Linked DNA regions of Homo sapiens: regions 2, 3 and 4 are each linked to region 1. A link is a contact called in ENCODE Hi-C data. All regions are on one chromosome and are shown on one strand. Each heading gives the region's core, a stretch centred on a gene start or an enhancer-like site at or near the end of the contact. The rest is flanking DNA. Distances are from core to core; before and after follow the strand shown. Region 1 holds the start of FAM20B (FAM20B glycosaminoglycan xylosylkinase). Region 2 holds the start of DHX9-AS1 (DHX9 antisense RNA 1). Region 3 has its middle 33 kb from the start of ZNF648. Region 4 holds the start of SMG7-AS1 (SMG7 antisense RNA 1).

Evidence for each region. Hi-C counts contacts between places; a loop is a spot of excess contacts on that map. Pooled maps may share reads with other maps.
Region 2: a map of CD8-positive, alpha-beta T cell shows a loop between it and region 1 (14-fold over the local background). The contact joins the promoter of DHX9-AS1 here to the promoter of FAM20B in region 1. A Hi-C loop is called at or near these places in 3 of 168 maps with a recorded cell type or tissue (CD4-positive, alpha-beta memory T cell and CD8-positive, alpha-beta T cell) and 8 of 50 pooled maps.
Region 3: a map of CD8-positive, alpha-beta T cell shows a loop between it and region 1 (23-fold over the local background). The contact joins the enhancer-like site here to the promoter of FAM20B in region 1. A Hi-C loop is called at or near these places in 4 of 168 maps with a recorded cell type or tissue (CD4-positive, alpha-beta memory T cell, CD8-positive, alpha-beta T cell and naive thymus-derived CD4-positive, alpha-beta T cell) and 7 of 50 pooled maps.
Region 4: a loop to region 1 is called in a map of GM12878, with 27 times the contacts of the local background. The contact joins the promoter of SMG7-AS1 here to the promoter of FAM20B in region 1. A Hi-C loop is called at or near these places in 5 of 168 maps with a recorded cell type or tissue (CD4-positive, alpha-beta memory T cell, GM12878, OCI-LY7 and 2 more), 1 of 37 single-sample maps with no recorded cell type and 12 of 50 pooled maps.

What each region holds. Positions count from the first base shown.
Region 1 is chr1:179,020,664-179,027,450 of GRCh38, reverse strand. It overlaps FAM20B (FAM20B glycosaminoglycan xylosylkinase), which reads right to left and starts at 1,557. Exons shown (of 8, transcript NM_014864.4): 1 at 1,353-1,557. RefSeq lists silencers at 771-1,510, 1,551-1,740.
Region 2 is chr1:182,837,757-182,844,350 of GRCh38, reverse strand. It overlaps DHX9-AS1 (DHX9 antisense RNA 1), which reads left to right and starts at 4,760. Exons shown (of 2, transcript NR_148933.1): 1 at 4,760-5,039; 2 at 6,417-6,594. It overlaps DHX9 (DExH-box helicase 9), which reads right to left and starts at 5,004. Exons shown (of 28, transcript NM_001357.5): 1 at 4,895-5,004; 2 at 1,674-1,806; 3 at 917-1,057. The coding sequence starts at 1,784. RefSeq lists a silencer at 4,685-5,114 and an enhancer at 4,538-5,379.
Region 3 is chr1:182,025,179-182,031,386 of GRCh38, reverse strand. No RefSeq gene overlaps it. Among named protein-coding and RNA genes, the nearest start is that of ZNF648, 33 kb to the left of the region's middle. RefSeq lists a silencer at 1,270-1,659. Within about 2 kb of position 1,651, at least 30 of the 41 ENCODE cell types and tissues checked have a DNase peak (open chromatin) inside an H3K27ac peak, as active enhancers do; they include CD8-positive, alpha-beta T cell, where a contact is called at or near this core.
Region 4 is chr1:183,467,567-183,474,573 of GRCh38, reverse strand. SMG7-AS1 (SMG7 antisense RNA 1) reads left to right here and starts at 2,592. Exons shown (of 5, transcript NR_040063.1): 1 at 2,592-3,854; 2 at 4,034-4,109; 3 at 4,775-4,900. SMG7 (SMG7 nonsense mediated mRNA decay factor) reads right to left here and starts at 2,075. Exons shown (of 23, transcript NM_001375584.1): 1 at 1,925-2,075. The coding sequence starts at 1,953. RefSeq lists silencers at 2,088-2,237, 4,210-4,399 and an enhancer at 2,393-3,024.

The DNA of each region.
Region 1 (6,787 bases), core at 308-2,807:
TCTGGGCAAATAATTTAGCATCTTTACCATTTGTACCTCAGTTTCTCAGACAGTCGTGATAACGAATCATATTTGAGGAAGTGCTCTAAGCTTAGCTCAAAGATCCTGCATAAACTCAAGGAATGTTTGTAATACATAAGAACACTGAGATCTCTAACCAGATTTTTAGAAATCAACGCCAGTGAAATTTTTGCAAGAATTTACAACGCAAAAAACATAGGCGTGGCTAATAAATGGCAATAGTAATTTGTACCAGATTATAGATTTATAAAGTCCTACAGTTTAAAGGCTAAAGGCTAAAAAAAACCCCACATTCCTACTTCCCTTCCAAGTGAGAAATCAAACCTCCAGAGGGAAGCTGGCTGGGTGGGGAAGATGCTGATATCTGGCACTAGACCCAAGTCGCAATAGCAAGCAACTCTCATTTTCCCAAATTAGAAACTCCTTATCCATCCCAATGATGGTATGGTCTTTAAAAGGACTAATAATTCCATTAAGACTAACCAAGCCCTGTTACCCCTACTTTCCCTCCAATCCATCCTTCTACCCCTTCTCTTCTTATCCGGAGACTGGCAGGTTAACAGAAGTCAGATTAGAATGAATCTCTTATCAGAACCCACAATCAAGGACGCAGCTCGACAACTATTCACATTCATCATTAAGGGAAACGTATCGGTCCGCTCTTAATCGCGGGGCCGTCACACCCGGAAATGAAATCTCAAGCGCAGCCCACTGAGGGCTAACACAGCATTCGTTAAGTTGTGCCCTTCTGCGAGCGCCCGGCGCAGGACCCCAGGAGACCGCGGGCCCCGGGCACGGTTGCCCCGCCTTCCGCCTCCGGCCTGCAGGTCACTCGCGCTTCCCGGCCACGAGGCGGGCCCAGCAAAGACCCCGCGAGGGCGCGCTCCCTGGGCTGCCTCAACGGGCGCTCCGGGGAACACAAGAGAGGCACCGGGGCCAATCGCCTCTGGGGACCGCGCAAGGGGACGAGAGACGGTCACTAGAAGGACCTCTGGCAGCCTGAGGCGGCCCCAGGTGGGCCCGCGCCTCAGGTGGGCCAGGGACGTGGCGGCCGAGGCCGCGTCCCTTCAGCCGCGACCGCACACAGGGACACGCGGCCCGAGCGGGTCTCCCAGGAAGCCTCGGGCCCTCGCCCGGGACCCGCCCGCAGCCACTCGGGGACGGCTCAGGGCACCCGGTGCCCGGCCCCTCAGGGAGGCGCCCCGCCCCCAGGCGGCCCCAGCCCGGCGCGCGCTACGTACCGTGCCCCGCCCGCGTGCCGGTCCGCATTTTCCCGCCCGCCGCGCCGGGGGCGGGGGTCGCGCGCCCTCCCCCGCCCCCGCGCCACTCACCTGTCGGGCCCTAGGCTCGCTCCATGGCCGCCCGCGCGGTGCGGTGCGGCGCGGCCCCGGCCGCCCCCGCCGCCTCCGGGGAGGGGCAGCCCCACGCCGCGCTCACCGCCCCCAGCCGCCGCCGCCGCCACAGCGGCTCCGGCCCACCCCCGGCCCGGCCATTCCCAGGCCACCTCTCGCCGCGCAGAGCGGCAGTCCCACACCCACCCCCCCGCCTCCGAGGCCCCCGGCTGTTGGTACCGTCCTAGCGTAGCGCCTGCCCGACGGCCAATCCCAGCGCTCGCTCGGCGCGGCCCCGCCCCCGCCCAGTAGGCGGCCCCTACCGGACCCGCTCCGGACTGCCCCCCTTAACCTCTTCCATACCGGGCCCGTCCGCTTAACTCCCTCGGCGCCGGCGCCGGTCTCCTGCCGGCCGCGCCGCCCTGCCCGCTTACATAAACTGGCCTCTCACTTCTCACTTCCTTCGCTCTTTTTTCTTTTTCTGTATTTGTCCTCCATCCCCCACCCCGTCTTCTCTTTTTCTTTCCTGCTTTTCTTAGGTAGGTAGGCAGCCAAGCAGCAGGACTGGAGAGTTGCGGTCCCCTAGGTCGAGTTCTGTTTGTGAGAAGCATTTTCCCTCCTCCTGTTGCCTTTTTAATTTGCCTTGACTTCTGCTCGGAACTTCTGCCTATCTAAATGTATCCCCCGCTTCTTTTGCCCAGAAAAAGGCTAGCCTTTCCACACTGAGTGCAAATGGCTCTTCATTCGGACCAGAGCGGAGCGTCCTGCTACATACTTTCAGGAGCATCTCACAAAATTATGATTCATTTACTGTAATATTAGTTGTTTTACATCTGTTTTTTGCTAAGGACCGTAAGCCCCATGAGGGCAGGTCAGTCGCTCCTGGGTCGCCAATGCCCGACCGTAGTGCACCCAGTGGGCGCGGATAAATCGTGTGAATGAAAGATTCTGCCTTCCCTTTGTTTGCTTTCAGCTGACTTATACAGAGCCGCCACTGTGTCCATCCATTTATTCACCATATACTAAAGCGCAAACTTAGTGTGCCTGACCCTGAAATATAATGCAGGTTACTCCATGGAATAAGATGCGTGATGGGGAAAGACTGAGCTGACACTTTTTCTTCAGGCCACATAGTTCATTTAATCAGTAAGGCGTACTGAACAGAATTCTTTCTTACTGGCTGTATGATACTGGATGTGCCAGTTAACTTTGCTGAGCATCAGTTTCCTTAACTGGAAAATGGGAGTTAATAACTTCACAGGGTTGTTGTAAGGATTAAGTTAGGAAATGTATGGGGAAAGTACTCTAAGATTATTGTGTATGATTAGGTGTTATTCGTCTGTATATTTGCTGAGCATTTACTATCAGGAGATCCTAGAGAAATAATTGGGCTTGACACTTGCTCCGGACAATGTAGTTAGGGAGGCAGCATTAATCACTGCAGGAGACGTACAGTCAAATGCAGAAGGCATTGTATTAGCTTTTTGCTGCGTGTAGTTGAAAAGGTTTGGAGGTTTGGAGGTCGTTTTCTGGCCGGAGAATACATAATTCTTGGGAAAATGAGCTGGAAGATAATGAGAATCTACCTTATTTCTCTGCACAGGAAGATCAGTCTGCCTGCAGTTAGCTAATCTCCCTGAACCTTGCTCACTACATCAGGAGACCATAAAGCAAAAGGGTAAATCAACAGTTCCTTTAAGACACTTTATCCAAAAGGATTCTCCTTTCTTGCCTGTAACTCTGACAAGGACAGTGAGGGTGAACGCTCCAACTGTCACTGTTCAGGAAAAGGCCAGCTTATCCTGCAGCCTCAGCTTCCTGGGCGGATGATCCCTTCTGTCTTTAAGGATTTTCAGGTGAGGGCAGGGGGCAGTCATTGCCTCTCCAAGCAACCCACTTCAGTGCTTAATTTCGCATCCATCTATCCATCCCACATACTGCAGGACAGACACACTTCCTCCTTTTCTGTCCTCAGAGAAGGAGAGCTATGGGTTCAGGGCCTCTCTGTGAAAGGCTTTCAGACGACAAAATTGTTCTGCCCCCCAGTTTTCCCTTCTCCATGTTGCATTACCCAGGCCCTTGTTGAGTGTATGCATAGCACCAGCACCGTGCCTGACACTCCATGATGTCAGTTTCTGCCCCCTCCGCCTGTACGGGATTATTTTCCAACCAATCAACAGTCAATATATTCTAAGTATTGTGAGGGATGCAATCATTTAAGAAGGGCGTTTACATGACTAGCACACAGGAAGCAGCTGCAAGGAATAGGGACACTTAAATTATGCAGCACAGACTCTGTGATCACTGAAAGAATCACAGTCCAGGAAAACAGTGTGGGCTGGTATTGAGGTGAGCAAAATACAGGTAGGAGAAGAGAGGAACAATATGAACCAAAGTTAGGCAGTGCTCTGTGAACTTACAGCCGCCATCTTCAGCAGATCCTGCGTGACAGGAGAATTGTTCATTTGTTTGTTTATTCATTCATTCACTGATGCATACATTCATTCATTTAATGAATGTCTACCAAGTGCCAGGCACTGAGCTACCAGACCATGCAGAGATGAAGAAAGCCTGGTTCCCATTCTTGAGAAGCTGGCAGGAACCCCAATTAAGGAGGTCTGAGCACTTTGTCAAGACTCTTGTGATGCTCCTTTTACCACTCATACGATGTATGGTTCTACATGTCGTTGTCTAATCTCCTCTTTGCCCTTCTTCCTTGTTCCCAAACTGCAAGGATTTTTAAAGACATACACTATTTCATCTTTATTCCCACTTGTAGAGTGCCTCATACGAAGTACCTTCTCCACATTGATGTGTTGAAGCTCACTGAGTTAAAACCAGAGCAGGAATTTGGCTGTCCCCCTCCAGCCAAGGGTGGTAGGCATCCTTAGCAGAAGGATGGATATTAGCCCCAATGTGGAACCCCAATCTTGGAATTAGCCCCAGTGTGGAACCCACCAGAGGCTTGTCCGTGGCCTGCGGAATTCAATAGGGACACCTGTGCTTGGCATTTACTGCCATAGTCACCTTTTCAGGACCATTTTCTGCTAATTCCTTATCCTCCAACCTAAGGGGCTCACTTGCTGTCCTTTCCCTGCCCTCATGGTTGTGATCACATTGATTCTTCCTCCAGGAAATCCACCTCACTCCCACCTGTAAAAATGTTATACAGCTCTCAGTGCTGCTTGTTCATGAAGCCTTTCATAGCCTTCCCAACAACTGCACATGCTTTCCTTGGCTTCTGAGACCCAGCACTTTATTTGTAACTGTCTTGCGGTGGGGTGTATTGAAGTCTTTGGGGATCTGTCTGACCCCGTTCCCCGGGTTGTATTGACATCTGCGTCTTCTGTAGCACTAACACTGCACATGGCCCATGGTAGCCATGCAATGCTTGAAAGGAAGGTTTGAGAACATGTACTACAGAGCAGGGAATTGAGCCCCAGAGACTTATTTCTTGGTTCCTTCATCATTGTAAGCATTTTCCTTAAACTGTTTCAGAATTTCCAAGTCTCTGCCAATTTGTCAAGCCCTAGGACTCCAATAACAGTCCAGCAATCCCAAGTTAGAAGGAGGATATTGTCTCAAGGTGCTTTTGCATACACGAAGGCAAAATATATATGCATACACGCGCGCGCGCACACACACACACAGAGTTTCTTTTAACCTAGGCAACACAGCCACCATGATGGATCCCTCTGAAACTAATTAAATTAATTCTACATCAAGCAAGTCGAGAGGAGCCCTAGGAAAGCTCACGCTGTTCCAAGGTGCCAGGAGCCTGGGGAGAGGGTGACGGGAAAGGCTAGCGAGTAAAGGAGCACACATATCTCTCTGTTTCCTTCCAGGAGCATGTGCCCTGCCTCAGCTGCTTCCCAGGCAGGTTTGTTCTCTGCATTGGGCTGTCTGTGGACAGCTGCTTCTGCATTTCTTTCCTAACAGGGAAAACTCCTTTCTTTCATTTTGCCACCAGATCTGCAGAGCTACTCCCAGCCCGCCTCTTGCTTATAGCAACGGACTGCCCACTTACCCCATCACGTGGCACCCCTGTCAATGCCATCTGAGCAAACAACTCACGTCCCAGGGACAGCATCATAAGCTACATACATACACAGCACACCCAGCTTCTCTGCTGAGACATTCGGGCTGTGGATTCTGAAAGTGGTGGGAATATTTCGGTTATTTTTTCACTCTAGCAATATTATTTTTAAGAAAAGCTTTATTGAGATATACATACCACAAAACTCACTTGCTTAAAATATACTCAGTGCCTTTTAGTATATTTACAGAGTTGAGCAACCACTAACATAATCTAATTTTAGAACATTTTCATCACCCCCAAAAGTAATACGGGATGTTTTCTTTTTTATTCTGAAAATATATTTACCTATTTATTTTGTTCTTTAAATCTGCACAGTAAAAGCAAAAAGAAAAATACATTAATGGATATGTTAGATTTCTAGAGTTAGTAAGAAATGCAGAGGAGTTATGGCTCTCAAAGCTGTGTATCACTTAACTGTCATGTATGGCTATAGAAATTTGTTTAACTACCCCAAAGTGTACACTTTGTTGTGGCATATACGCTTCAGTAAATGTCCAGGGCCACATCTTTGACATTTTCCAGTTTGTTATGAATTTCTCTAATGCCACATATGGCTTTTCAAGGGATTGGGTGGAGAGAGAATTGCAAATTCCAGATTGCTAATTCCCACAAGGTAATACTTTTGTAATATGCCTAGGATGGTACCACAGGCATATTGGTATTTAACACACATTTTTTTTTTGTTGTGATGGAAGCTGTTTTTTATTGACTCAATTCAATGCATGAAGTAATTGCAGTCACATGGAAGTTCTGGGTTCCTCAGACTTCTCTTTGAGACCCTGCTTGGAAAGCCAGGAAGCTTCTACCATCGATGGATAATGTGGTAAGGAGTTCAGCAGAAGGCTCTTTGAGCCTTTCTCATGGCTGGCCGAGGGATGTGCTAGAGGACAATTATCAGTCTGGCTGTAGGGGAGCTTTTTTTTCTTTTTGAGACAAAGTCTCCCTCTGTCGCCCAGGCTGGAGTGCAGAGGTGCAATCTCAGCTCACTGCAAACTCTGCCTCCTGAGTTCAAGCGATTCTCCTGCCTCAGCCTCCCGAGTAGCTGTGACTACAGGCGTGCGCCACCATGCCTGGCTGATTTTTGTATTTTTAGTAGAGATGGGGTTTTGCCACAGTGGCCAGGCTGTCCTCAAACTCCTGACTTCAAGCGATCCTCCTGCCTTGGCCTCCCAAAGTGCTGGGATTACAGGCTTGAGCCATTGTGCCCAGCCCAGAGGAGCTTTTTAAATAGCTCTATGCCTGCCCCCATCTGCAAAAATTTGAATTTAATAGTCTTGTGGTGAGGTCCTAGCAAGGGTATTTTTTAAAACCTCCAGTTTATTCTAATTTGCAACCA
Region 2 (6,594 bases), core at 3,511-6,010, 3.8 Mb before region 1:
TGTTGCATACTTACGTAATATAATTAAGATAATCATGACATAAAAAACACAAAAATACTCCATTGCATAAAATACTATTTTGTTATATAAGGACATGTCAGCCAGGTGCAGTGGCCCATGCCTGTGATCCCAGCACTTTGGAAGACGGAAGTGGGTGGATGGATCACTTGAGGTCAGGAGTTCAAGACCAGCCTGGCCAACATGGTGAAACCCTATCTCTACTAAAAACATAAAAAATAGCTGGGCATCATGGAGCGTGCCTGTAATCCCAGCTACTCGGAGGCTGAGGCAGGAGAATCGCTTGAACCCAGGAGGCGGAGGCTGCAGTGAGCCGAGATCACTCCAGCCTGGGCGACAGTGCAAGACTCTGCCTCAAAACACAAAGAACTTGCCAGAAGTGGTGGCATGCACCTGTAGTCCAGCTACTAAGGGGGTTAAGGATGAAGGACTGCTTGAGCCCAAGAGTTTGAGGCTGCAGTGAGCTATGGTTGTGTCACTGCATTCTAGCTTGGGTAACAGAGCAAGACCTCATCGCTTACGGGGCAGGGGGAGTGTCAATGGGAGCAAACATGTCTAAAATATTACTGATTTTTCTATTTTATTTAAAGTATTATCATTGGTAATGAATGGAACATAACAGACTCTGAAATTTCTGGTGTATAAATACATGAAATAAAGCCATAAGACACAAAGATTAATGGAATTTCTCAAGCCCCTAAGACAGGTATATAATAAGGATGCAATCCACATCTTCAGAAATTTTGTCCAGTGCTGAGACAAAACAAGATGCCAAATTTCATTACGAAACACGATATATCTGAAAACAGTGAAAAATTACTATCTTGAGTCTCTTACGCATATTGAGTTTGTACAACTTTACAACATACATCTCAAGTGCTTCGCCATAGGTACTTACCCCAAAAGCTGGAACTTCTTCACTCTTTATTTCATTTATTCGAACCAAATAGTTAACAAAGTCTCTGGCAGCATTGCTTTGTGCATCTTTTTTATTGGTGGAATTTCCCATGCCAGTGTAATTATAACCTTCCACCTGAACCTTTAAAAAAAAAAAAAAGTACTAAGAGACTGACCTGGGTAATTCTGAGATTTTAAAAAGTCGTAATTCAGTAGTCCATTAAGAGACAACAAACAGCTAACTTTAGGAAATATACTCTATAAATATAAATATAAAAATAAGAGAATGCATGAGCTACTGAAAAAGCTTAAATTGTGTTGTATCCAAAAATAATTTAAGTGGCTCAGATTTTTTTTTCTCATATAACAGAAGGTTCACATTAAAATCTGATTCTGTAATATCCATGAACAAGCTCTCCATTTGTATTTAAGCACTTTGATTTGAAGCAATCAAGAATTGCTCTGCTTTCTAAACGTGCTTATAAAACTGCAAACAGTTGATCCAACTTTTCCCATCCCCACTACTGGTACTGAGGAAGCTGAGGAAGATATAGGCTCTAATTAGAATAATTTACCTGTCAGATTGTTTTAAAAGTAATGCTGACTTGAAAATGATTTACAATAGCAGTCAAGTCACAATAAAGAACTGTCGTTTCCTAATGTGCAACACATTAACATCTCCAAACAGAAAACATTTTTCTTTTAACCCCAAAATGAACCTCATAAATCACATAAATGCAAACTGTATTCTTCAGTACCTCACACATGAATTTCTGCCTGTTTTTGTTCCCCACTGCTCTAATTTCATAGGATGGGGTCATCTTCCTTTTGCCACACCAGGCATACAGAAAATTTTTAACGTCACCCATGATTCAAGTGTCTTCTTCAGATCTAAGAAAACAAAAGTCAGTTAAAAACAGCATTTATAATAGCAAAAACTGGGAGGAACCAATTATCTAGATTACTGAATCTGGGTTAAACATAGGATATTCTATCATGTTGCTATTAAGACTCCCCATAAATTTTAACGACATAATTGGAACGTTTATATGTTGTAAGAAAAAGGATACAAAACGGTATGATTTGAACTTCATGAAAAGTACATATACATGATCAAGACTGGAAAGAAATACCCCCTAAAATGGTTATCTTTGGGGACTAAGAGTGATTTTTATCTTTTCTTACAAAGTATTTTATATAAGGCCCTATATTCTACAACGGGCACCTTATATATTTAACTCAGTTCATCCTCACAACAATGGCACACAGATATGGTGGGTACTATCATTGTCTTTTCAGGAAGTAAGAAACTAAGATTTAAAAAAGTAACTTCCAAGTCACCCACCGTGGAGGCCTAAATTCAAATCCAAACTACTATATATTAAGAAAGTTATCATTTGCATATAAATTCAATGTTTTATTCTCATTCTGATTATGACCACTAGCATATTGTCCCCAAAGTTGTAGGCCATGTATTAATAATATAATAAAGTTCAAATACATTAAGCACTCAGTACTGAAGACGGTAACCTATTAACTTAAATGTTCTATACCAAATCTCTCCTTTAGGCCTTTTTATTAAAATTTGAGGATATTAAAGTTTTCTTGAAGTGCAACAAGTCTATAAAATACCACAAGATATGGAGCCTATCAGTCTAAATGCTGAGTCTAAACTGTAAGCAAGATATGAGACCACATTTATAACCAGAGAAAATAAAATATGCTATGAATTTAGTTTGCTGTGAGAAGAAATCCCATTACCAGCATTAAACCGTCTGCTTCACGTTTCACGTTTGATGCATTTTGTTAGCACCTAAGTCTAACGTCATCAAACTGCACCCCTAGCATAAATTTGTTACGTCTGAGTGGCCACAGTCTAACTCTGGTCATCCATTTGGCGAAGGGAATGTCCTATTAACAAAAAAGCCGTGGAAAGCTGAAAATGTTTATCTGGAAATTCCACCTCGTGAATAATTAAACAACAAGCCCTCATGGTGAATGAGTAATATGAAATACGAAGGACTATACTATCAAACTCCTGTCTCCCTAGTCTCTTACAACCCCATAATGTTCAATACCAACTACATGCTATCGATGCCCAAATACATATATTTAAACTTTAGTCTTTTCTCTCTTTTTTTTTTTGAGACGGAGTCTCGTTCTGTCGCTCAGGCTGGAGTGCAGGGGCGAGATCTTGGCTCACTGCAACCTCCGCCTCCCAGGTTCAAGCGATTCTCCTGCCTCAGCCTCCCGAGTAGCTGGGACAACAGGCGCCCGCCACCACGCCCAGCTAATTTTTTGTATTTTTAGTAGACACGGGGTTTCACCGTGTTGGCCAGGATGGTCTTGATCTCCTGACCTCTTGATCGGCCCGCCTCAACCTCCCGAAGTGCTGGATTACAGGCGTCAGCCACCGCGCCCGCCCGTCGTTTCTCTTTAAAGTCCAAAATTAAGTTCATCCAACTGTGGCACTAACTCACCCATTTGCATGCTAACTTGGCATCTCAGTCAAAACAGAATTTTAAATTTCCCCTCAAATCTGTTCCAACACCCTACCCCTACATTTCGGTTTCCATAAACGGTACGACATCCACCAAGTTACTCCTGGCACAAGTTGAGAGTCGTCCACTCCCTTAAGATTCTCCATAGCTATCCCTTGTAGAACCCTTAATGTGTGTCAAACAATATCCATAATAGATCATCTAAATGGAACTATTTTACTTAATCCTTAGTAACCTTGTACAGGTAAGATCACTATCCCTTTAGAGAAGGGGAAACTGAGACAAAGAATATCTTGCTTCAGGAAGACAGAGCTCCTAATTATAAGAGCAAGAATTCGGGCGGGCGCGGAGGCTCACGCCTGTAATCCCAGCACTTTGGTAGGCCAAGGCAGGCGGATCACGAGGTCGAGAGATCGAGACCATCCTGGCCAACATGATGAAACCCCGTCTCTACTAAAAATACAAAAATTAGCTGGGCGTGGTGGCGCGCGCCTGTAGTCCCAGCTACTCCGGAGGCTGAGGCAGGAGAATCACTTGAACCCGGGAGACCGACGTTGCTGTGAGCCGCCATCGCGCCACTGCACTCCAGTCTGGCGACAGAGCGAGACTCTTGCAAAAAAAAAAAAAAAAAAAAAGGCGCAAGAATTCCAGAAAACGTAGCCTGACTCCAGATCTACTACCTTCCACCACTACGCATTTCTGCTTCAAAATACGTCCCCTATCCATTCGTTTCTCCCCATCTCTCCTGCCACCACTACTGCACACCCGGGCTAGTGAAATATTGTCCTACACGGTTTTTGTTTCCACTCTTGCCACCCTAAAACCCATTCTCCTTTGAAGGCCTTCTCGCCACACTCCAGTCACATGGCCTGCTTTCAGCTCCCGCCCAGTTTCTGCCCTTAAGCGATAACTAATCCCTTCCGCTTCTGCAGGCTCTGCTTTTCCTTCGCGTTGGCCGAGGTTATCAGCTCAAAGCCTCCCTCCTTCGAGACGCCTTACCTCGCTATACTAGCCAAAGGCGCTCTCCCTTTACATTCTTCAATTTTTTTTCCTCTACCCACAAGGCCTGCACGACGGCGCCAGTTATTCGTGGCTTGAATGAATGAAGAGCCCTAGGCCAGTGGCGCCCCGGCGGCAACCACCACAGGCGAAGCACCCCCTTCCCTCAGCCGCCGCGGTGCCCCGGCGTACGCAGGCCAGAGGAGGAAGCGCGCTTTGCCTGCTAGAGGCAGCAGCGGGAAACGCTGGGCGGAGGAGAGGGGAGGGGGCCACAGGCTGCCCGGACGGCGCAAGCGCATCGCGGCGAGGCGCGCACGCAACCCGCAATCCGGGGACCCGCGGGCGGCTCGTCCCTTCCCCCACCCCCAGCCGCCGCCGCCGCCCGCGCTTCGCAACAAAGCCGGCTGCGGAGCCATGGTCCACGGCGCCCGCCCGCGACCCCGCCGCCCCGCATGGTAGCCGGAACGTCTCTCCCTTACCAGCCTTCGCTTCCTGGTGCCCAGCTCTTAGGACCGTGTGTGACTCTGGCCTTCTACCGAGACAACAGAGAAACGCACAGCAACTCGCATGGAGGAATCGGCGAAATGGCTCCGACCGCGGCGCTAGGGGGCGGGGCCAGCGAGCGTACGCATGCGCAGAGCGCGTGCCAGGGCGGGGGATGGCGAGGGCGCGCCAATGGAGGGGGCGGGGCTCAGCAACCTCGCGGCGCGGAAGGGTTTCGTTGCTAGGGAGATGGGCTGAGCCGGGCGGGCATCGCGCCAGACCTGCTACTCTGGATAATCCACTCTCCTGGATAATCCACTACCCTGGATAATCGGCTGCCCGCTTTTGCGCATGTTAGGGAGTTGACGGCCTGTAGCATTCTGATGCAGCAAAATATTTCGCAGGGTCTGTCATAGGGATCTCCGGTGAGAGGAGGTTCCCTTCGAAGGCAGAACTGGAAACCTTGCTGCTAACTTGGTAGGGTTGTTGAGATAATTACATGAGATGGCATATGAAGGGCGGCTTAGTTCAATACCTGGCATGTAGTAGGTGTTCAGTGGGCGTAGTTACCGGATTGATTCAGATAGTCTGAACGCCAGTGTCTCTTGAAAGAAATAAACTGGCCGGGCGTGGTGACTGTAATCCCAGCACTTTGGGAGGCCGAGGTGGGCGAATCACTTGGGGTCAGGAGTTTGAGACCAGCCTGGCCAGCGTGGTGAAACCCCGTTTCTACTAAAAAAAAAAAAAAAAATACAAAAATTAGCCGGGCATGGGGGCGGGCGCCTGCAATCCCAGCTGCTTGGGTGGCTGGGCGGGCTCCTGCAATCCCAGCTACTCGGGAGGCTGAGGCAGGAGAATCGCTTGAACCCCGGGGTCGGGGGCGGAGGCGGAGGTTGCAGTGGGCCGAGATCACGCCATTTTCTGGGCGAGAGAGCGAGACTCCGTCTCAAAAAAAAAAAAAAAAACCATGAAAGAAATAAGCTCAGTGAAGGCGGGCATTCTGCCTGGCTAACGCAGGTCGCTCCTTGCCGTGCCTGGAACATTACTGTAAGTGCTCAGCAAACTACTTTAAGGTAGGAATAAAATCTGCAAGGTTGCTTTTGTTTAAATTGGATAACCTTTTGTGTTCCAAGTCTTTGGAGTAATTTTGTGTTCCAAGTCTTTGGAATAATTGTGTCCTTAATTATTATACTAGTCACTGTTAAATTTTGAAACTCCAGTGCGTCCCATGAAGGTAATGATACAAAACATTTCCAGCTGGGATTGTTCCAGGGAATCCAGACTAATCAATTATCTGGGCTCATTATATCTATGGATCTTTATTTTTCACCTCTTTCCTTATGTTTTTCTTAATCCTTCTAGCTGATAGTGATCACTCCCTTTAAAACTGTCATTCTTAAAATCAGAACAACATAGTTTATCATTTACTTATTATTTTCTTCATGTGATTGTTCTCCTTAATTAAGAATAAAATCATTGAAGGAAAGACCTTAATTTTTTTTTTTTTGTACCCTTCAGGGTGTTGAAAGCAGCAGGGGCCTAGAAGACATTAAACCGATACCACAGAAATACAAAGGATCATTAGAGACTATTATGAACAACTATATGCCAACAAATTGGAAACCAAATGGAAATGGATAAATTCCTGAACAGATACAACTTACCAAAATTGGACCAAGAAGAAATAGAAAACCTG
Region 3 (6,208 bases), core at 402-2,901, 3.0 Mb before region 1:
CCCTAACAACTTGATACAGGAATAAGTAAAGAGAGAATTATATCACGGTATAAAAAATGCCACCAAGGAGAAGCATCCCAGAACTCGATGGTAGTACAGTGGAAAGACCTGTACTTGGAGGAAAGATAATGGAACTTTCTAGGAGAGTTGATACATTGGCTGAATTTCGAAGGTAAAATAAGCATTAGGAAGGTAAAGGAGTATTATGTACAAAGACAAAGAGATATATGAAAGCAATATGAGTCTGGAGAAACTGTAATTTGACCTGACTAGAAGGTAAGTTGAATAATGAGAGATGACTGAAGAAGCAGACAAAGTGGAGATGGCAGATAGCCTTTCCTTCAGTTATGGTTTCAAACCCTATGAAGAAAGCTGTTGAGTTTCTATCCACCTGCATATTTTTTATTATTATTTTAGTTAGGTGTGCTTTTTTCAAAGATAAACACTCTATTCCTTTTGCTTCTTCCAGTTTTCAACTGAAGATGTGGAGACCTCTCCTCACAGATGTGTTTTGAAAATTTAAAAGCATTTTAAACAGCAACCTAAGTAAATTAATTATTCAAGACAAGACACAGACCTCTTTAATTGCTTCAAAGAAAGTAAAATACCGGGTAACTTGTCAGGTATTTGTCCAAATCTTCTTTTCCCACAACTTCTGCTCCAAAGATTATGCATTTAGTAATAATACAAAAATCTATTAACAATATTTAGATTAATACTAAAATTTAGTAATAATTTAGAAATCTCTAGTTTGAACTATTCATGAGGAAATTACAAACTACTACACATCTCTAACTGGTAGCATTCACATGCCAGCTGTGGTCTATTATTTGGTGACATGCGGGGACTGCTTCTAAGTTGTTTGAGGGGCTTCTATTTTCTGAATATATCAAGGACAAGATGATGTGACCTGCAGCCCATTGGGGGTCAAGGGGAAAGGTGGTAGAGGTGAGGGATAAGAGAAGTAAAATGTAAGTGCAAAGGCTTTATTCTCTCTGCTTATGGATCTTTCCTCATATCCCCGAACGGAGTCCACCAATTCTGCTTCCCAGTAAACAGCCTATGGGGCACCTGCCTGTAAATACCTGGAGCATCATCAGGTTGGGGGGCGGGGAATTAACAAACACCCTAAAGCCTTTGAGGTAGAAGCAACGCAGGCCCTCTTATAATGTGGGCCAACCGCCCGGCCCCAGGCTCCGCGGATCCCGCCCGGAGTGGTCTCCTGGATCCTCTCTCCTCGGGCGGGCGTCCGGTTCCCGCGCGCTCCAAAGGGCTGCCCGCAGGCCGAGACCACAAGGGGGCGGCGCCTGACCCACTCAGCGGGCAGAAAGCGCTGCCTGCTCCGCTCTCCAGGCGCCGCCCCGGCTCCCGGATGTAGGGTGCTCTCCGCCCGCCCCGCCCCCCGGGGGGTGTGGTGCCCTCCGTCCGCCTCGCCCCCCTCACCCGCAGGCCACCCGGCTTCCCACCGGATGGCGGCGGCCGGGTCCTGGAGGCCCGCAAGGCGGGCGCCGCTCAGCGATCTTCGCTGATGGGCCGCGGCGGTAAAACCTGCCCCGCCCACTCGCGGTAAGCAAAGGTACGGCCCCCCAGGCCCCGCCCCCTGTCCTGACAGATAAGCCTCCTGGCCAACCAGGCTTCTCATCTTCCTCTTAAGTTTTGCTCCGTATCCCCGCCCCAGCTTTGAGCCCCACCCCCAGCGGACAAGCTCCGCCTCCAGCCCGCCTCAGAGGAAAGTGAGCTACAGGATAGGAAGCTGCGGGTCTGCGCAGCCTGAGTGCACAGAGTACCTGTAATGCCTGTGGTGCCGGCCGGGAGGGTTGGGCCCAGAAGAAGGCAGACTAGCCCCTGCCCTGCCCAACTTCAGTCCAGCCAAAGAGAAGTAAACGAGGGAGTGGGTGTTAGGTAAGGAAAGTACCCTGACCGGACGGGTTAGGTGAGAAGGTTTCTTGGAGGAACTGAGACCGGAAGATGGAAGGAATTCGCTAGGCCAGAGGCGGGAGGGTGCCCAGGGGAGGGGACAGAGTTCCAGTAAGAGAAAATAGCAGGCCTCGGTGAGAGGATCACCATAGGTTCCAGAAACTAAAACAATTTTTGACCAATATGGCTGGAGCATAGAGTAGTCCAGCAAGAAATAAAGCTGGACAGAGAATGGAAGTCAGATTCTAGAAGACTCTAGAGGTTCACACCTCTAGAGGCTTTTAAAGTGGGAACGTGGCATAATCAGATCTACATTTCATAAAGGTCACTCTGCAGAGTGCATTGGGAGAAGATCAGACTAGGGACAGGAAAATCAGAAGACTGGCATTGATGTGGACTAGGATGGGGGCAGTGAGGATGAAGAGAGAGGGGTGGATTTGAAAGATGTTTTGCACATAGAATTAACAAATTTTGGATGAGGTGGCAGGGTAGGTGAGAATTCAAGAGAATGAAGAGTAAAGATGATTTATTTCTGCATCAGCAAGGTCAATGGTGACCATACAAGTTATCGCTCGCTCCCCTCCATATTTTTAGCACTTTCAGAGCTGTTACCTTACTGCCTTGAGTGTTTCTCTTTTGCGTAGAGAATTTATTGCTGTTCCAGATTAGAGCTTCCTTGAAGAAATGGACATCTTCAGGTTTTCCTTTGCTTAGATTGTACCGCAAATTACCCATTTGATCATTTGCTGAATGATCCAATGAATCAATGGCCCCAAGGGTTTGATCCTCAAAACTAAAAAAAAAAGCTGTCAGAAAGGCCAGTCCTCAAGAGGTACATTTATAGTCATGTGCCCCATAATGACATTTTGATCATCGATGGACTACATATATGACATTAGTCCCATAAGATTATAATGGAGCTGAAAAATTCTTATCACCTAGCGACAAAGCCATTGTAACACTGTACCGCAATGTATTACTCACATGTTTGTTGTGATGCTGGTGTAAACAAACCTACCATGCTGCCAGTCATATAAAAAGGTAGCACACATGATTATGTGCAATACATAATACTTCAAAATGATAATAAACGACTGTTACTGGTTCATATATTTACTGTATTATACTTTTTATCATTATTTTAGAGTGCATTCCTTCTACTTATAAGAAAAGTTAACTGTCAGCCTCAGGCAGGCCTTTCAGGAGGTATTCCATAAGAGCATTGTCATCATAGGAGATGACAGCTCCGGGTGTGTTATTGCCCCTGAAGACCTTCCAATGGGACAAGATGTGGAGGTGGAAGACAGTGACACTGATGATCCTGACTCTCTGTAAGCCTAGGCTAATGTGTGTGTTTGTGTCTGTTTTTAACAAAAAAGTTTAAAAATTAAAAAGTTAAGATATAAAAAGCTTATAGAATAAGGATATAAAGAAAAAAAAGTTTTGTGTATCTGTACAATGTATTTATGTTTTAAACTTATTATAAAAGAGTCATTTTTTTCAAGTTTATAAAGTAAAAACATTATGGTAAGCTAAGGTTACTGATGAAAGAAAAATATTTTTTCATAAATATAGTGAAACCTAAGTGTACAGTGTTTATGAAGTCTATAGTAGCGTACAGTAATTTTTCTAACAAAAATATATACTATTCACAGAATATTAAAAAGACTAGAAGATAAGGAATCACTTTTCTGATATGAGTCAATATTTGATCCTACATCATGTTATCACAGTAAAATAGAATCAAAGATTGACTCACCCCAGCATTATCAAAAGACCATGGAGGCCAGGCGCGGTGGCTCACGCCTGTAATCCCAGCACTTTGGGAGGCTGAGGCGGGTGGATCATGAGGTAAGGAGTTCGAGACCAGTCTGGCCAACATAGTGAAACCCCATCTCTACTAAAAATACAAAACATTAGCCAGATGTGGTGGTGTGTGCCTGTAATCCCAGCTACTCAGGAGGCTGAGGCAGGAGAATCGCTTGAACCCGGGAGGCGGAGGTTGCAGTGAGCTGAGATCACGTCATTTCACTCCAGCCCAGGCGACAGTCTGAGACTCCGTCTCAAAAAAAAAAAAAAAAAAAAAAAAGACCATGGATTTGGGGGCCAAGCAGCCCTGGGTTTGAATATTGGCATATTGGCTCTATCCCAAACTAGCTGGGCAATTCTGGACAAGTGAGGAATTCCTTAAGACTCAGTGTTAGTTTCCTAGGGCTGACATAAGAAAGCACCAAAAACCGGGTGGCTTAAAACAACAGAAATGTATTACATTACAGTTCTGGAGGCTGGAAGTCCAAAATTGGTGTCAGTAGGGTCATGCTCTCCTGAAGGCTCTGTAGGAGGATCTCTTCCATCTCCTAACTTCTAGAGGCCCAGGTGTTCCTTGGCTTGCTGATACATCACTCCAATGCTCTGTCTTCACAGGGTGTTCTGGGTCTCACCATCTTCTTATGAGGGCACCAGTCACATTGCATTTGGAACCCACCCTATTCTAGTATGAACTCAAATTATTGTATCTACAATGTCCCTATTTCCAAATAAGGCCACATTCTCAGGTACTGAGGGTTAGGACTTTCACATGTCACTTTTCGGGGGACAAAATTCAATCCATAACACTCAGTATCTTCATCACATAGTTGCGAATAAAGGTACCTTCCTTGGAGAGCCATTATGAGAACCGTGTATGAACTTATTTTTAAAAATTCCTAGCACAATATCTGACACATGATAAATAAGAAAAGTGAAATGTAATAAAAACCAGTCCATTGGAATGATACATTCTTTTTTTTTTTTTTTCTCGCTCTGTCACCCAGGCTGGAGTACAATGGCGTGATCTAGGCTCACTGCAAGCTCTGCCTCCCAGGTTCATGCCATTCTCCTGCCTCAGCCTCCTGAGTAGCTGGGACTACAGGCACCTGCCACCACACCCGGCTGATTTTTTGTATTTTTAGTAGAGACGGGGTTTCACCGTGTTAGCCAAGATGTTCTCGATCTCCTGACCTCGTGATCCGCCTGCCTCGGCCTCCCAAAGTGCTGGATACATTACTTTTAATGGTGAAAAGCACAATTACTTTTGCACCAATCTTATAGTTATCAATACTGTCTTTAAACAGTGTTTCTAATATTTTCTGCTATTATCCTTTACAGTCACAAGCAATGAGTTCTGCTTTTCACCCTCTTCTTGCCTTACCCTATTTGTGTTTCTATTTTCACTTTTTTAAAGTAAACCATCTTTATCTATATGTGGGATATACCTTTTAAAAACTCTAGCACACACCTTAATGAAGAGCTCCCAAATATAATCAACAAATGTCTCAGGTGATATGTCCTAGAAGTGAGGGAAGGGAAGGTGAGAAAAAGCAGTGTTTTGCACTAATATATTATTTCTAATTCTCATTCCAACCCCATGAGACAAGCATTATTAACCTTGCTTTTAGAAGAAGAAACTCAGGCTGAGAGAAGGTTAAGTAACTTGCTTAACGTCAGAGCTAGCATGTGGTAGGGACAACATTCCCCCCAGGTTTGCTTGGCTCCAAAGAGCACATGTATTATTCTCCCCTCCTTCCATCACCTTGTGGTATTATTTCCAAACTCACATTATCTTTTCCTATTTCCTTTCCAAGTAGTCACTTGGAGCTGTCATTTTCCGTATTCATATATTTCATTAAATCCTTGCTTCTCTTTCCCAAAATTGGCCAGAAGTAAAATTGTGAAGTATGTAGAAATCTTCTTTTGATCATTTGGTAAACTTTGACAAGGCCTTGTGGAATACTTTGGAGACTGACAATCATACCCAGCCTTTTCTCTTTTTCTGCATTCTCAGAGGCCAAGATCCTTCTGTGTAAGACTCACCCCTCCTTTGTGCTCTTAATCTCATCCCTTTTAGTCTCTTTGGGGATCTTTATCTCAGAACTGTATCTTTCATCATTCCCACTTCCTCTGCACTTACTAATATTCCCTATTTTTAAAAAAATCCCTTTATAGCATCCACCCCCCGAGTCATCACCCAATGGCTTATTTTCCATCTTTTTCTTTCGAGCCCTGGAGAGAAAAGTATAGTATACAGTTGTCAACTCCATTTCTTCTTCAACTAATCTACTGTAGTCAGATTTTGATCCCACCTTCCACTGAAACTGCTCTAAGATTACGCGAAAGCCTTTTAAATACCAAAGCCAATGAATGCTTTGAAATCATCATCTTACTCCATTTCTCTGCTGTAGCAGACAGTTTTTGTTACCTCATTCTGTTTAAAACTCTTCTTTTTCTTGGCTTCTGGAAGATTGCATCTGTC
Region 4 (7,007 bases), core at 1,343-3,842, 4.4 Mb before region 1:
TTATTTATTGAGACGAAGTTTCACTCTTGTTGCCCAGGCTGGAGTGCAATGACGCCATCTCGGCTCACTGCAACCTCTGCCTCCCGGGTTCAAGCGATTCTCCTGCCTCAGCCTCCCGAGTAGCCGGCATTACAGGCGCCCACCACCATGCCCAGCTAATTTTTTGTATTTTTAGTAGAGACGTGGTTTCACCATGCTGGCCAGGCTGGTCTTGAACTCCTGACCTCAGGTGATCCTCCCGCCTAGGCCTCCCAAAGTGCTGGGATTACAGGCGTGAGCCCCCGTGCCCGGCAACGTTTGGTATCTTTCATGGTACTTACACTCTGTGCTGTTTAATTTACTTGCCTAACAGATACTCAACTGCAAATTCCTTAAGACTAATCAGCACCCTGATGGTTTCCATCTCTCTATAGCACCTACAACAGATCTTTGTCATAGCTATATTTATTTGAAATATTAAACAACAAAGGGATATCTAAGATGAAAAAAAGGACCTCAAATTACAGACATCATTCCAACTGTCCTGTGGTCACTGGGCATATATGTTGTGTTAAAATCAAGCATTCAAGCATTGTTCAAATATCTCATCATTCTCTTCTCTCCCTATTATGCTTAATAAAACTTTACTACTTTAAAAATTATAATGGCCACCCTATGTATCAGGTAACTACACACCTCTTGCAATATACATATAGGGATCCACACACGTCAATACTTTCATGTCACTAAACAGCTAAAGTGACTTTTCCACTCATTTCAGACTTCCACCTCATCCAACTCCCTCCTCCGCAAGGTATGAAACAATTTTTTAAAAAACATCTTTCCATAAGGCCTCCCTTTCTTAGTTCTGCTCCTGAAAGACAAAAAGGACCAATTTTAAAGTCTTCCCCTTTTCTAAGCAGTAGTCACTCCCCAGTTAATTTCAGGATCTAACAACCTTACTTTTCTCTATCAAGATTTTTGACCCACTTTACCTCTGCCTCCAAGCTCTTACTCAGCTTCCATGGAACCTTTCAGCTGACACAAAAGCTGGTGTCCTTCCATTCAATATGTTCTCGCCATCAGGTACTAAGTTCAACCTATCTACATCTTCATCCTGAAATGTGCATCAATCGCCGCGCCCCCCACCCCAGACACACATCTCGCACACACACACACTATTCCCATGTGTCACTCTACCTCTGACATACAAGTTCCTTACACCACTCTTAATGAATACACACGACTCTCAGAATGGTATCTTCCGACTACACTGATTCTAACCCAGTTTCTTCTGAAAAACCCAACCTTGTCCACAGTGCCTCCCTCTTTCCTCACTTCCCCATCTATTCCCCTTCACGCCTCCCCACACCGCCAACTAACTACAGATGACATTATTCCTCAATACTCCCAACCCGAGAATGAAGAACAAGCTCCAGTTTCCTGCGGTCTCCCTCTCCCCCTGTCTGCCCTCCGCGGTTCCCCCGCCCCAACACCCCAGGTGTGCAGACTTCCTCCCCGTCCTCTACTCATGCATCGCTCCAACCAATCCCACGCCACACCACGAGTCCCCTGCCACGGGGATCAGACTCCTCCACACCCACCTCCACTCGGGGTCGCCGCCGCCTCCCCGGACGTTTCTCTCCACCCCTCGCTAGCAAACCCGAGACCAAGGGCGCGCGCGCACATTCTCACGCTTCCCCAACCTCCCTCCTCGCACCGGGACGAGCCGGCTTCGCCAGAGCTCAGCCCGGGCGGTAGGGGCTAGGCACCCATACCCGTTCCGCCCCCTCCCGCAGATCCCCTTGCAGTCTCCGCCGACCTGCCCGGCGAGGAGAGGACGCAGCAACTCCCCCGCCACCCCGGACTTACCTCGGTGTCTGTTGCTCCATGCCCCAACCTGCGGCCCGCTCCCCCTACGTACCAGCCCGGCCTCGGCACTCACCGGAGGTACTGCGCGCTCTGCAGGCTCATCCTCCGCCGCCGCCGCCGCGTCTTCCCGCGAAGCCTCCGTGGGTCTCTCAGGCTCCTCGGAGCGGCCCCGCGGCACCGCGGGTGCTGGCGGCCGCCGCCATCTTCCTCTCCTCCGGCTCCTCCTCGCTCGGCAGGGGGGTGGGGGTGAATGAGGCGAGGGGGAGGGAGTGGGGAAAGCTGCTCTCGCTGCTGCTCTGGCCCGTGGGGCGCAGGGACACTCCGACCCGGGGGGGAGGGGGAGGGAGGAGGGGCGGGGGAAAGAGGAGAAGCAGAGGAAGTCGGCGACCGGGCGAGGGAGGGGGTCCCTCTCGCGAGATTTCAGCAGCGCCTGTCCCTCAGTGATTTCCGCCTCTCTGTAGCGCTCCCTTTTGGGATCAACGAGCTGTGTGGCGCCTGTGCGGCTTCTGAGAGACCGGCTGGTGGCGCTTGGCGGCTTCCTGCCAATCCACCCTTCTCCTCCCGCGCAAGGGGGCAATCCCAATCCCACCACCGGGAACACCCAGGCCAAAAGAACGGGAGTTACACTCAAAGTCTTCCCCCTTCTTATCACTCCTGCCGATTTCCCTCTTCCTTTTTGCACGCCTCCACTCTTCCCCACCGGAAACGCCGCCCCTTCCTCCTACAGTTCCTCCCAGCAGTCCCTCAACGCCTGTCTTCCCTCGCGCGTAGAGAGTGACTCGAAGGACCCCCTCTCCTCTTCGCTGCAGCCCCTCCCCATGCACGCTGGGAGACTCTTGGAGGGGATAAGGTGGGGCCCGGAGAGGAAGAGAAGACAATCGGATTGGATAGGCAGCTGCCATGGCAACTGGAGGCTGTGGTTATATTGTCATAGTAACCGATGTGTGCGGACAGGGTCACCCTCCCCTTGGCCAATGGATTCCCAGGAAACCACCCAGGGTTCCCCGTTGGCTTCCCTTCCATCTAAAGGCCTCCCCCAAGTTAGGAATCGATATAGTTCTCCCCGGTGGTGAAGTCCACTTCCTCCTCCCTTCCCACTTCCCACAGCAACTGGGGGGACACCCCGAGGCATTCACCATGGGCTTTTCCACCCGCCTGCGAGCGGGAACCACCTCCGTAGTTTCCTCTCAGAGCCGGGCGTGGAGAGGGCTGGGCCTGCGAAGAGGATGCATGGCCTGGAGGCTGGCGGGCGGCGGGCTGGAGTCGGGAGGGCGAGGCGACAGCGCCAAGCGGCGAGGAAGGGCAAGGGGTTTCCCCACAACTGCCTTGGGCTCTGGGAGGCGGGATCCCGCCTGGACGGGGTCCCTGAGGGAGGAGAGCGGCACACGACAGCCGCGATGCCTTCCCTGCCGACGGGGATAGCCGACTTCTGGCGAGTCGACCCCTCCCCCAAATCCACCCCACCCGCGTACTCCCTCCTGACCTAGCTGTCGCGAGCCTGCCGCGAGGAGGCCAGGGTGAGGGTGGGAACACATCCTAGAAGGCTAACACGTGGTTTTCTATCATTTAAGCCGGGGACAAGCCGGAAGGCTGACTAGCGCCATCACTCTGATAGGCACCCCGCAGTGGGGATCCTGCTTGATTATTAAAGGCAGACCTCCAAGTTCCTCCCTGCTCTGCAACCTTTCTCTTCTCACGGGTCTGCAGTGTTTTAAAAGTCGTCATTCTGTGTCGTTGAGTTAGAGAGGAAAACATCGGATAAAAGAGGATCAAGAAGAACGAACCCTAGATACATCTGTCTGGTGAAAGGAGTCTAGGAAAAGAAGTTTCATTCTTAGAACAAATCTTTTTGGATATTTATTATGTGTGTTTTGTGTCAGGTTTCGGGCCAAAAAGCTGAAATAAAGAACGAAGTCAATAATAATATGAAGTGTATGAGAAATAGCTGGAAAATTCATCATCCATGACTTGAAGAAATTGACGTTTTACAAGTTATATTTTCGGTTCGTATTGTGGAGTCACTTAAGGAGCTATCCCAAAGTACTTTAGGATATGTAACTATATAAAACCTTCCAAGAATGCAGCCCTCATAGGATAGTTAAAATAAGGATTTTAATGGGCTATTTTGATTTGGTTTGGTCTGGTTTGGCTACCTGATTCCTGCTGTCTTTTTCTACGCCAGGTGAAGAGGCACTTTCAAGATCCTTCTCTGAGACCTGCACCAATAAGACTATACCAATGTTCAGTTGAAACATCAGGTATAAGTTTAGCGGAAACGAAAGTACAACCTGCTTTGAAATAAATTCCAAGGACAGATTGTCATTAACGAAATAGAAAGTGGACTATGCCCCTCATGCTGCCAGCGCCTGGTATGGTGCGGCGTGACACGCAGCGCTTGCGGCAGTACAATGCCCCCAATCACCCGCCCCGCCCCGACGCGCCGCCCACTCACGGCAAAGAGAGCCACCTAGTGAGGGATTATTCTCATTTCCGCGGTGGGGTTCTGCTTTTCTTTCTACCATGAGCGCCCAAGGATAGACACTCCTACTACCTATTACCTCAAATAGCCTACATTTCTTTCCGAAAATTTATTGGTTAGATATTTTTCTTTTTTTTTTTTAATTTAAAGACCAGTGTGATCGTGTATTGGTTAGATTTTTTAATTGGTTAGATTTCAACCAGAATAAAAATTGTAATAATTACCCCCTTACTAATCATGGTAATAGCCATTTATGTCTGTGGCACATATCTCCAATAAAGAGTGTATGAACAGTTATCATACATTCCTGATAAGCAATCTAGGAAAATATTACTACTATCTTCTCATTTTGGAAATAGAGAAACGGATCAGAAAGATGAATCCTTTTGTTAGTGTTTGCTGATTTATTCCATAAACATTTACTGAGTACTTATTATATTTCAGACACTGTTCTGGTTATGATGGACACCACAGTGAAAGAGACCTGGTCCCTGCCTTGAGGAAACCCAACTGCTGGTAGAGAGCTCAGAGTAATGATTAGGATGCAATATGAGGGATGCAGTAATTGGGGTAAGAACAAAGTAGGAACACATGAGGTCAGAAATAATAAAGTCTGTGTTTTATAGCAGCTTTCCTAAGAATCTTATAAGAGTCTTCAATAGCTTTACAATATCTCTAGCTAAATAGAAGAATAGTAGTATATTTTAGAGATTAGAAGACTTTGATACTAATATTAAAATTACCTTCAAAAATCAATAGGACTCAGAAAAATTATTACCTTCTATTTATATACTGTTTAATACACATTTTCCATTTTCATCTATTTCCACTTGTCCTAGTCAACAAACTTGTAGAATTACAAACATCTTTCTTTTTGCAATAGATATTGTTCACCTTTTCCCCCCTACAGATATAAGATCACATCTAAACCAAAAGAAATTAAAGAGAAGCTTCCTTACTTACATTAATCCTACCAGATTTTGTTTTTGGGTTTGTCTTTTTGGCTAAGTGATTTCATGGAAAGATCACAAGCTAACGGACCTGAGTATGCATTCTAACTCTGCCATCTTGGTGTCTGAACTTCAGTTTGCTCCTTGACCAAAATGGAAGCATTACCTGTTATAGGCTTCCTGTGACCTTTAATGATGACATACATGATTGAGTGCCCATTATACAACACTGAACTTGATAAACATTAAATTTTTTTCTGCCTTTTTGCTTTTTTTTTTTTTTTTTTTGAGACAGAGACTTACTCTGTCACCCAGGCTGGAGTGCAGTGGCACAATTTCAGCTCACTGCAACCTCTGCCTCCTGGGTTCAGGCAATTCTTGTGCTTCAGCCTCCCAAGTAGCTGGGACTACAGGTGTGTGCCACCACGCCCAGCTAATTTTTGTATTTTCAGTAGAGACAAGGTTCACCATGTTGGCCAGGCTGGTCTCAAACTCCTGACCTCAAGTGATCCACCTGCCTTGGCATCTCAAAGTTCTGGGATTACAGGTGTGAGCCACCTTGCCCAGTCCCTTTTGCTCTTTTATATCAAGCTAAAAAGAGTAAAATAGAACTACTACAGCATAACATTATTTTTTAAAATAATACTCTATCTAGTCTTTTTTTTTTTTAAATAGAGATGCAGCCTAACTGTATTGCCCAGGCTATCTATCTCTAACTCCTAGCCACAAGCAGTCCTCCCGCCTCAGCCTCACAAGTAGCTGGGATTTTAGGTGTGAATCACTGTACCCAGCTCTCAATCTAGTCTTTGTCTATAATACTCATAGGTCTGAACTCACATTCAAATCTATTGGCATCCAGTGCTAGAAGATAGATTTCTTTATTCATGACTGATTACAGAAAAGAACACAATATTAGGACATTGTGAGTCCAATGCTAGAGATTTAAAACTTTTCAAAAACCTTTTATCACATAAAACAGGCTAATATAACCACATTTCTGTCCAAGTAGATGGAATGGCCTCTTTTCAATCAAACACAGTACTTGCTGAGAAGCTACTCTTAACATTCTTACCAAATTTACCCAGAGCTTTGGTAACCTGACGATTAATACATAGCAGGCCTCCTCCCTTTTTATAATAATAGACAGCCTGTGCCATGACATCGTAACAAGCCCTAATTTATTTTAATATTTATCCTATATATTCTGAATGTTTATAAATCCTGTGCACAATTAGGAACTTGGTAAATCATTCTCATCAAAGCAGAAACACATTTATTATCAGTTGCATACTCAGTACACAATATGTGTGAAGCTAGCCATTCATTCCTCTTCAGTACCACACCTCAGACCATAGAGTTAAGTGATTCAATCAAATGAGTAATTCATTCTCTTCAAATAGTGAGTCAGATACAAATTGACATTTAAATTCAGGTCTCCTGTTGCTCAAGATTTCTTAGATCAAGGGTCAGTAGCCTTTTTCAAACAGTTTGCCAAGTGTATATTTATTCATTCACTCCAAAGAGGGAGTCTTTTAGCCTGAAGAATAGTCGGGAATCATTGCAGTCCAAGATTGAAGAAAAGAAACTTCTGATTTGGGAGGCACTGAGGTGACAGTTGGGGAATAATATTCAGAGCTTTCTCTCCCCCTTCACTTCTCCATTCTCCTAATATTTACTAAGGGAAATCTTACTATCTTCAAGGTTTCCCCCAACTCCCAATAAGCAAA